2 separate regions of the Homo sapiens genome follow, and region 2 is linked to region 1. A link is an interaction called in ENCODE POLR2A ChIA-PET data of the cell type or tissue named here. Cell type or tissue: GM12878. All regions are shown on one strand. Links, peaks and the distances in the headings refer to the core of each region. The heading gives the core; the rest is flanking DNA. Region 1 has its middle 6.4 kb from the start of TMCC3. Region 2 overlaps NDUFA12 (NADH:ubiquinone oxidoreductase subunit A12).

Region 1 (4,393 bases), core at 297-4,296:
AAATAAATAAACATAATAGCACTTTACGTGTGAATAAACTCAGAGAGGCCCTGACAAACCAGGGTTGGGCTTTGCTTGGGGGTACCAACAGGCATCTACTTTCCATTTCTATTACTGTCTTGATGTTTCTTAGAATTCCATCCTGGAATGCTGACCCTCAATGAGAAGGATAAATTAAAACTTTATTAGGCTCATTTAAATGTCAATTAACAAAGGATGTTCTTTTTTAGATCATTTAAATTTATTTCATAAGCTAGTTGCCCAAAAGCTGCTCTGCTGGGCACTCATACAAAATTATTTTTTAAAAATATACAAATTAAATAGCAGAAGAGCAAGCTCCCCAGAACAGAAAGAAAACAAGCAGTGCTGATCACCATCTGGGTCTCCTTTTGGGAGGCAGAACCCAAGGGGAAAATAGACCACATCCCCTCCTTTGGACGCAATGCCAATGCCTAGGGTTTTGTCAGCCCTGGAGAGAGAGAGAGAGGGAGAGCGCAGGTGCAAATTCCTCCTGTCAATGTAAGAATTCTGTGCTTTTGATACCTCCAAGAGCCTCTCTCTGCAGAAAGTATGGAAAATATCGCACTGTTAAAATAACAAATGCAGTCAGAACAATAAGAAATACAAAGGTTCATACCTAAGGTGTGAAATAAGAATTTACTTGCAAACTATAAGGAAGGAGCACAACAAGACAGCAGATGCTAAAAGCACCAAAGAAGAGACCAGGTCATTTGAGCTGTAATAGTTTAAAGTTTGGAGTGAAAGGCCTATGGAAAGAGGTAGGACTACACTTGACTTTTGTAGTGCGTGTTTGTTGTTTCAGCCTGCCCAGGATCCCACCCCTTATTCTGAAGACAGTACCTAGGTTTTCTATTGGGACCTACCCTACTCCTACTTTTAATCCAAATGGCTTAGATAAGGTGGACCATTCCCATCCTTGGATCTAGAGAGTGGCATGTCATCCAGCCTTGGCCAGTCAGAGTCACTGTGGCTTGTGCAGGGATGGGCACATGAGCTAATCAGAGCAGATGAGAGTCATCCCCAGACTTTTGTCAGAACTGCTGGGAAAGCCTATGCCCTTCCAGTGGGCATTGCTAAGCTGGTACAATGCAAGCCTGATGCTGTAGTGGACATCCTTCCACCATATAAAGACAGCCTCCCTGGGAAAGCAGAGCCATGAAACGGAGAAAGACTTCTTACTAAATCCTTAGAGCACTAGATCCAGCATTTTCCATCTGCTATCGCTGCATGACAAACCACCTTAAAATGCTTTGGCTTGGCCAGGTGCAGTGGCTCACGCCTGTAATCCCAGCACTTTGTGAGGCAGAGGTGAGTGGATCACCTGAGGTCAGGAGTTCGAGACCAGCCTGACCAACATGGTGAAACCCCATCTCTACTAAAAATACAAAAATTAGCTGGGAGTGGTAATGGGCACCTGTAATCCCAGCTACTCAGGAGGCTGAGGCAGGAGAATTGCTTGAACCCGGGAGGCGGAGGTTGCAGTGAGCCAAGATCACGCCACTGTACTCTAGCCTGGATGACAGAGCGAGACTCCATCTCAAAAAAAAAAAAAAAAAAGGTGTTGGCTTACAACAATAACTACCTCTCATTAGCTCATGATTCTGCAATCTGGGCAGGCCTCCAAGGGAGGTGAGGTGGCTTTTCTCTGTTCCATGTGGCACTGGGGGGGGGGGGGTAGGGTGTCCAAGATGGCTTCATTCATATGAGTGACATTATTATATATATATATACATTGGTTTTCACCCATGGTTCCTGGCTTATAATTACCAATGCCCCTGTAATAGTCTCTTGTCATGATTTTGGGGCACTTTAGATCCCAGAAGCCAGCCTCAGAAGCCTTATCCTACCCTTGTTCCAGCTGCTCTTTTCTCTCCTGAAGGAAGGAATCTTCCCCCGCCTTTCTGTCATGCAGCTGGCCATGAAGAAATTCTCTGACCTACCTTGTCTGACTGTAGGACATAAGGTTCATTTTAGAAGGGGTCCTGCTCCATACCCTGGAGGAAAGAATGCTGCACAGAGAAGCCAAGAAGAATCTGAACAGACAGGCCTTGCTGGGTCTCGCCACTCAGTCTCTTAGTACTAGATCATATACCCTTTTGTCCAGTCACATTTCTACATGGTTGTCAATCATGCCCACCCAGTGACGTCTCCATAAAAGGCCGAAGAGTACAGGGTTCAGGGGGCTTCTGGATAGCTGGACATCTATGGAGGGTGGTGTACTCAGGGAAGACACAGAAGCCCTGCGCTCCTTCCCCTACCTCGTCCCATGCATCTCTTCATCTGTATCCTTTCTGATATCCTTTATACTAAACCGGTAAATGTAAAATATAAGGTTCCCTGAGTTCTGTGTGCTGCTCTAGCAAATTAATCAAACCCAAAGAGGGGGTCATGGGAACCCCAACATGAAGCCGGTTGGCCCGAAGTTCTGAAGGCCTGGGCTTGTGACTGGCATTTGAAGGGCAGTCTTGGGGACTCTGCCTTCAAACTGTGGGGTCTGACGCTATCTCCAGGTAGAGGTGGAGGACACCCAGCTGGTGTCCAGAACTGATTGCTTGCTTGGTGTGTGGGGAAACCCCTCTCCCATATTTGGTCACAGAAGTCTTCTGTGTTTATTGTTTTTGTAGTGTGAGAACAGAGGAAAAACATAGTTTGAGTTGATTTTTCTACAAACAACGTGTCAGCACCTATAAGACTTAGGGTGGCTGGAATGGTGGGGGCTGGCCGGGCCTCTGTCTTTATTTTTATATGTTTATAGTTTTTTAAAAAACTTTTTATCTTACTCTGTCACCTGGGCTGGAGTGTGATGGCATGACCATAGCTCACGGCAGCCTCAAACACCCAGATTCAAGCTATCCTGCCACCTCATTCTCCTGAGTAGCTGGGACTACAGGTGCATCAGCACGCCTGTCTATTTTTTGTAGCGACAGGGTCTTGCTGTGTGCCTAGGCTGATCTTAACTCCTGGCCTCTCCCACCTCAGCCTCCCAAAGCTGGGATTATAGGCATGAGCCACTGTAGCCGGCCTGTTTATACTTTTTTAAATACTTTTTTTTATAGTCTCTCATCTCTCCATCAGGGTAGTTGGATTTTTTTACATGGTGGCTGCCTTCTAACACAGCAAAAACAAAAGCTGCCAAATCTCCTAAGGCCTAGCCTAGAACTGGCAGATTATCACTTCCATCACATTCTACTGGTCAAGGCAAGTCAAAAGTCCAGCTCAGACTCCAGGGGAGGAGAAACGGGGTCTACCTGTTGAGGGAAGGAGTGATGTGCACATAGATGGGAGAAATTGCTGACTGCCATTTTGGCAGCCAATCCACCACACCAGCCTTGCCTAGACCACCTTTTCAGTGATATGAAGCAATGGATTCCTCTTTTTGCTCAAGCCCGTTAGAGATGGGGTTTCTGACTCCTGCAACCCAAAGAATCCTGTCTGATGCAACATTCAATGCAGGGTATGGGCAGAAAGAAGACAAGGAAAAGGGCAGCATTTCAAGAGAAGGCAAGAACTTTGAACAGCACAAATAAAGGGAGAATCAACAGAGGATTCTAGTGGGGGCACCAAGGACTCTAGAGTTTTCTCAGGCCACTAGCTTGAGTCTTCTGTGGTCAGTCCACACCAGATTACCTGTGAACTGCTCAACTATTTACAGTCTGGACTAATTATTTCAATACAAAGGTTATAATACATTATATTCTTTAAATATTTCATGTGATAATTTCTATGCTTCCCCCCTACACACACTAGAGTATAGGTTACCTGAAGGAAAGGACTGTACTTTCCAGGTACATGTAGGTATTCTGGACAGTTCTTAACATAGTATTCAATAAATGTTTGCTGAGTGAATGAGATCAACATTATTAAATGTCTACTTATTTCCTAGGCATTGGGGTTTTAAAAAATGACTCCGACATAAGCAAAAACTAGTGTCTGTTCCTAAGGGGTTGGAATGGGTAATAGGAAAGGATGAAAATTCACTGAATGATGGATGTTACCAATTTTCAGCTACTAAGTAGTTAATGACATTTGTGAATTCTCCCGTCATTTATTGAGCACCTTTGGTGTGACAGCCTCTGCTCTTGGTGCTGAGAATATAGAAATGAGTAAGACATCCAGAAGGGACAGCCCATCTAGACAGTGAGGCAGACACCTCCAAAAACGTTGCTGTAGATGCCAGGATAGTTATGTGCTTGGCATGGTAGTAGGACAAAGGAAGGAGGTGGTCTCCTCATGCAGCTCACTTCCTTAGATGTTTCAGTCCTATGGTCATCACAGCAGGGAGAAGGAGAGACAAGGAAAGCCAGATGTTGAAAACAAAAGTACAAGCCTCTTGTAAAGGAAAGGAAAATGTATTTCTTTTCATATTCCAGTT
Region 2 (4,393 bases), core at 231-4,230, 330 kb after region 1:
AGCAGGAGAAAAAATTCCCACATCAAAGATATCCTCCCTATACCAGAAGGAAACTATCATTCTACATCAAGGACAGGAAATTGAGGTCAAGGGAAATCTGCACAAACGTTGTTAAATTAACTTTTATCTTCTTAGTCACTTCTCCACCCAATTAACCTACTCAAGCCCAAGTCCCTTTGTCTTCTCATTTTCAGTGTTCTACTCCTTGTCCAATTCAGTATCTAAGTGTTCAACATGAACTGCATCTTTGGGTCTTCATCCCTTATGAGGGCTCCACATCACGGAACTCTTATATTAAATAAATTTGTATGCTTTTCTCCTGTTAACATGTCTTTAATTCTCAAGCCCAACCAAAAAGCCCTAAGAGGATAAGGGTAAAATTTTGCCTCCCTTTCATAGTGTATCTTTGTTACTTTCCTGATATTTATGGTCATATTGTGGTTATGTAGGACAATGTTCTTGTTTGCAAGACGTACACACTAAAGTATTCAGGAGTGATGGGGCATCAATTTGGCAACTTACTTTTATTAAAATATTAGTAATGATTCTGAAAGTTCGGGATTATTCCAAATGTTAAAAAACTGTAAATCAGATCACACCCTATCTTACCTTCCAGTGACTTCCAAATAAATTCAGACAAAAAGCCGAAGTATGTACCATGGCTTACTGAAAGATTCTCCCTGAGGCCTGAAAGCTTGAAGAGATGAATAACTCCTCCCTTCTCAGGCCCAGTCCCAAGCTTGGGCCAGCAGCGTGGGTCAGCAAGACAGCAGAAGCAGGAAGAGAGCTGGCCGAAAGACACATACCCCCTTGAAGATTGAGGGGCAGGCCGTCCAGGTACTATGTAGCAGTTACATCAGACTGAGACACTTCCTGTTTACAGGAGACTATAAAACCCCTGCCCCATCCTCATTTGGTGCTAACGCCATTTTAGGCATCAGCCCACCTGCACCCAGGCGCTCATTAAAACAGTGTGTTGCTCCACACTGCCATGTTGTCTGCTGATGCACTCTCAGGGTTCGAGCCGATACAAGAACCTTTCATCTTACAACATCTACATGATTTGGGCCCTAGCTATTTCTCCTACCTCGTTTCTTAACATCTTCCCCTCACTCATTCCATTCCAGCCAAACTGGCCATACTGCTGTTCTTTGAACAGACCAAGCAATACATCTCAAACATACAGGCTTTGCACCTGTGGTTCCCTCTGCCTGGAACGCTTTCTCCCCGCTTCTACGTCTTTCCTCAAATGTCACTTTCTCAAAGAAGCTTTCTCTAACTGCTGTATAAAACAGCCACCTGACCCTTCCATTGCTCTTGATTCCCATGAGGCCCAGCTTCATATTATCTTCCTTGCATTTTTCATTACCACAATTATATAAAGGATGTTTTTCTGCCTTCCCCTATGAAAACAAGGACCTTGTTTTATTCACTGCTTTACCCCAGGTTCTTGGCACCTGGTAGGTACTAAATAGTTATTTGAATAGGGATGATAAATTGTATCTGTACAATTACTCTCTACACGTGATAATACCTAGCTCTCTAATTAGAGATATATCAACCCAACATCAAATTTATTCATGAATCAAAGGTAAGAATCCACAGATTTAGAATTCCACAGTGTGTCACGGTCAACAAAGAGGGGTTTGAGAAACAAACAGCTAAGCTTGTTCAACACCATTTCTCCCTAAAAAGATTCATCACAAGCCGTGAAGCTTCCCATACAAATAAGGGTCATCAAAGGTACTCAGACCTTAGGAGGCTCCTCTCCACAAAGAAATGCAGCTTTGAATCCTCACTTGCCCTTAGGCACCTGCTGGAGTGATCTTCTACAGCTCTTAGCTTCATTTTCATGTGGTCTCAGATCAAATAAAAGGACTTGCTCCACTGAATAGAACTTTTAGCTTTTCAGGTTTTTACTATTTTATAATTTTAAACATAATTAATCGCACATAATTGAAATCACACCCCTACCCCTCATCTCCCAAAATGTGGCCCCTGAGCACCAATGTTAGATGAACATTTTGAAGCAGGTAGATGTCAATCTGAATAAGACAGCTCACATGCCTTCTATAGCCTCCCAGGACCAATTCCACCCAAGAAACAATCTCTCAGTTAAACAAAAACCAGGACACCTCAGCTCCTAAAGCCTGAATTCCATGTTGACACCTTGGTCTCAAATAGTCCTCCTAACATATAGAATGCCCCTTTGGAGAAGGTTGATGGTTCTAAACCTAAAACCAAAGCTCAATGCATGCTGGGCTTAATACCTAGGTGATAGGATGATCTGTGCAGCAAACCATCATGGCACATGTTTACCTATGTCAACCTGCACATCCTGCACATGTACCCTGGAGCTTAGAATAAAAGTTGAAGGAAAAAAATAAAGAGACATAGAATGTGGAAAAAAAAAAAACAAAAAAACCCCACAGCTCCTCAGACCTTAACGGAACCACAGGTTGTTATTTCCCACTAAAAAGAGTGCAACAGCAATCCCCAAATGATGTAGCATGAGAAAGCTCCTAATCAGTGCTGCTTTCTCACGGTAAGAACCAAAGAGCTTTTTTTATTCAGAGACAGGGTTTCACTCTGTCACCCACGCTGGAGTACAGTGGTGCAATCATACCTCCTTGCAACCTCAAACCCCTGGGCTGAAGGGATCCTCCCACCTCAGCCTCCCAAGTAGCTGGAACTACAGGCATGTACAACCATGCCTGGCTAATTTTCTAAAACTTTTTTTATTTATAGAGATGAGGCCTTGTTATGTTGCCCAGGCTGGTCTCAAACTTCTGGCCTCAAGCGAGCCTCATGCCTCAGCCTTCCAAAGTGCTGGGACTACAGGTATGAGCCACCACACCAAGCCCCAGTGAGCTTTTAAAGATATTATCCATTATCATATTCTTCAAATTACATCACTGACACAGTCAGTGCTCACAATTAGTCCAAGTAGTAGAACAGGGGTTGAAATCTGGTTATAGCTCAGCAAAAATGTACAGTACAAATATGTTTTGCTTAGCTCACAGTATTTGAAAAACAAACAAACTATTCTGTCCAATCGAGTAGCCTACTTATCTTAAATAAAAATTTTAAAATGTCCTCAGTTGCATTATCCACATTTTAAAGTGCTCTAGAAAGGCCAGGTGTGGTGGCTCATGCCTCTAATCCCAGTATTTTGGGAGGCAGAGGTTGGCGAATCATTTGAGTCCAGGAGTTTGAGACCAGCCTGGGCAACATGGCGAAACCTCATCTGTACTAAAAATACAAAAAAATTAGCTGGGCATGGTGCCACATGCCTGTAGTCCCAGCTACTCAGGGGGCTGAGGCAGGAGGATCACTTGAGCCCAGGAAGTCGAGACTGATTGTGCCATTGCTCTCCAGCCTGGGCAACAGAGTGTCCCCGTCTCAAAATAATAATAATATTAATAATAATAAAATGTTCTGGGCCACACGTGGCAAGTGGTTACCCTATTGGACAGGGCAGATAAAGAACACTTCCGTCATTGTGAAAAGTTCTGCTAGATAATGCTGTATTTAAAATGTCAAATATTTTTAAAAATTAATTGAAAAAAAAAAGAACTGACCCGGTGCAGTGGCTCATGCCTGTAATCCCTACACTTTGCGAGGCCAAAGTGGGTGGATCACTCGGGGCCAGGAGTTCAAGACCAACCTGGCCAACATGGTGAAACCTGTCTGTAGTAAAAGTACAAAAATTAGCCAGGTACGGTGGCAGGCACCTGTAGTCCCAGCTACTTGAGAGGCTGAGGCGGGAGAATTGCTTGAACCTGGGAGGCGGAAGTTGCAGTGAGCCAAGATGGTGCCACTGCACTCCAGCCTGGGCGACAGAGTGAGACGCTATCTCAAAAAAAAAAAAAAAAGCAAGAAAAAACAAGAAGTCTCACAAATAAATACAGATGTCCACCTTTGAAAAATCATCCAGAAACCCTTCGCAGAATTCTCACCTGATGGAACTGCAGGTTGCTGAATAAGCCTGCTGCCCTCTTTGACAAGTCTGTACTTTTCAGTTCACTGCAGTCTCCACTACGTCCTATTGTTTCATAGCTGCACTTCACTCACTTATGTCACATATCTGGGTTTCCAAGTGACTCTTTAGAACAGAGGCAAATACACTGAGATTATCCCACTTTCTACTGAAGACAGCCCAAAACTAGCTCTGATGATCAAATTCAATTAAAATAAAATGTCACAGCCCACCAGATATACTTATTTCTAGTTTTTGGGTGAAATTTTCTAGACCACTGGAAAGGAGCTCCAGAGTTTAATTGTATATCAACTGTATGGTATTATTTCAGCAATCTATGAAACAGATATAAGTACTTTGCTTTGAAATACGTCATGCAAAATTTGGTAATTCAAGTGAGCATTTAGAATTTCA

Evidence for each region. Peaks named below come from ENCODE experiments on the same cell type or tissue, not always from the same donor. Only the 100,000 strongest peaks of a DNase experiment are listed, where the experiment ranks them.
Region 2: POLR2A ChIA-PET joins it to region 1 with 8 read pairs; 2 of 35 experiments call an interaction of 5 or more read pairs at or near these places.

The regions. Positions count from the first base shown.
Region 1 is chr12:94,654,759-94,659,151 of GRCh38, forward strand. No RefSeq gene overlaps it. Among named protein-coding and RNA genes, the nearest start is that of TMCC3, 6.4 kb to the left of the region's middle. In GM12878, for the core only: no CTCF peak of the experiment used is centred there; no DNase peak of the experiment used is centred there.
Region 2 is chr12:94,987,868-94,992,260 of GRCh38, forward strand. All of the region lies in intron 3 of NDUFA12 (NADH:ubiquinone oxidoreductase subunit A12), which reads right to left. Among named protein-coding and RNA genes, the nearest start is that of NDUFA12, 14 kb to the right of the region's middle. RefSeq lists an enhancer at 1,494-2,005. In GM12878, for the core only: no CTCF peak of the experiment used is centred there; a DNase peak (open chromatin) is centred at 2,504; H3K27ac peaks cover 1,098 bases.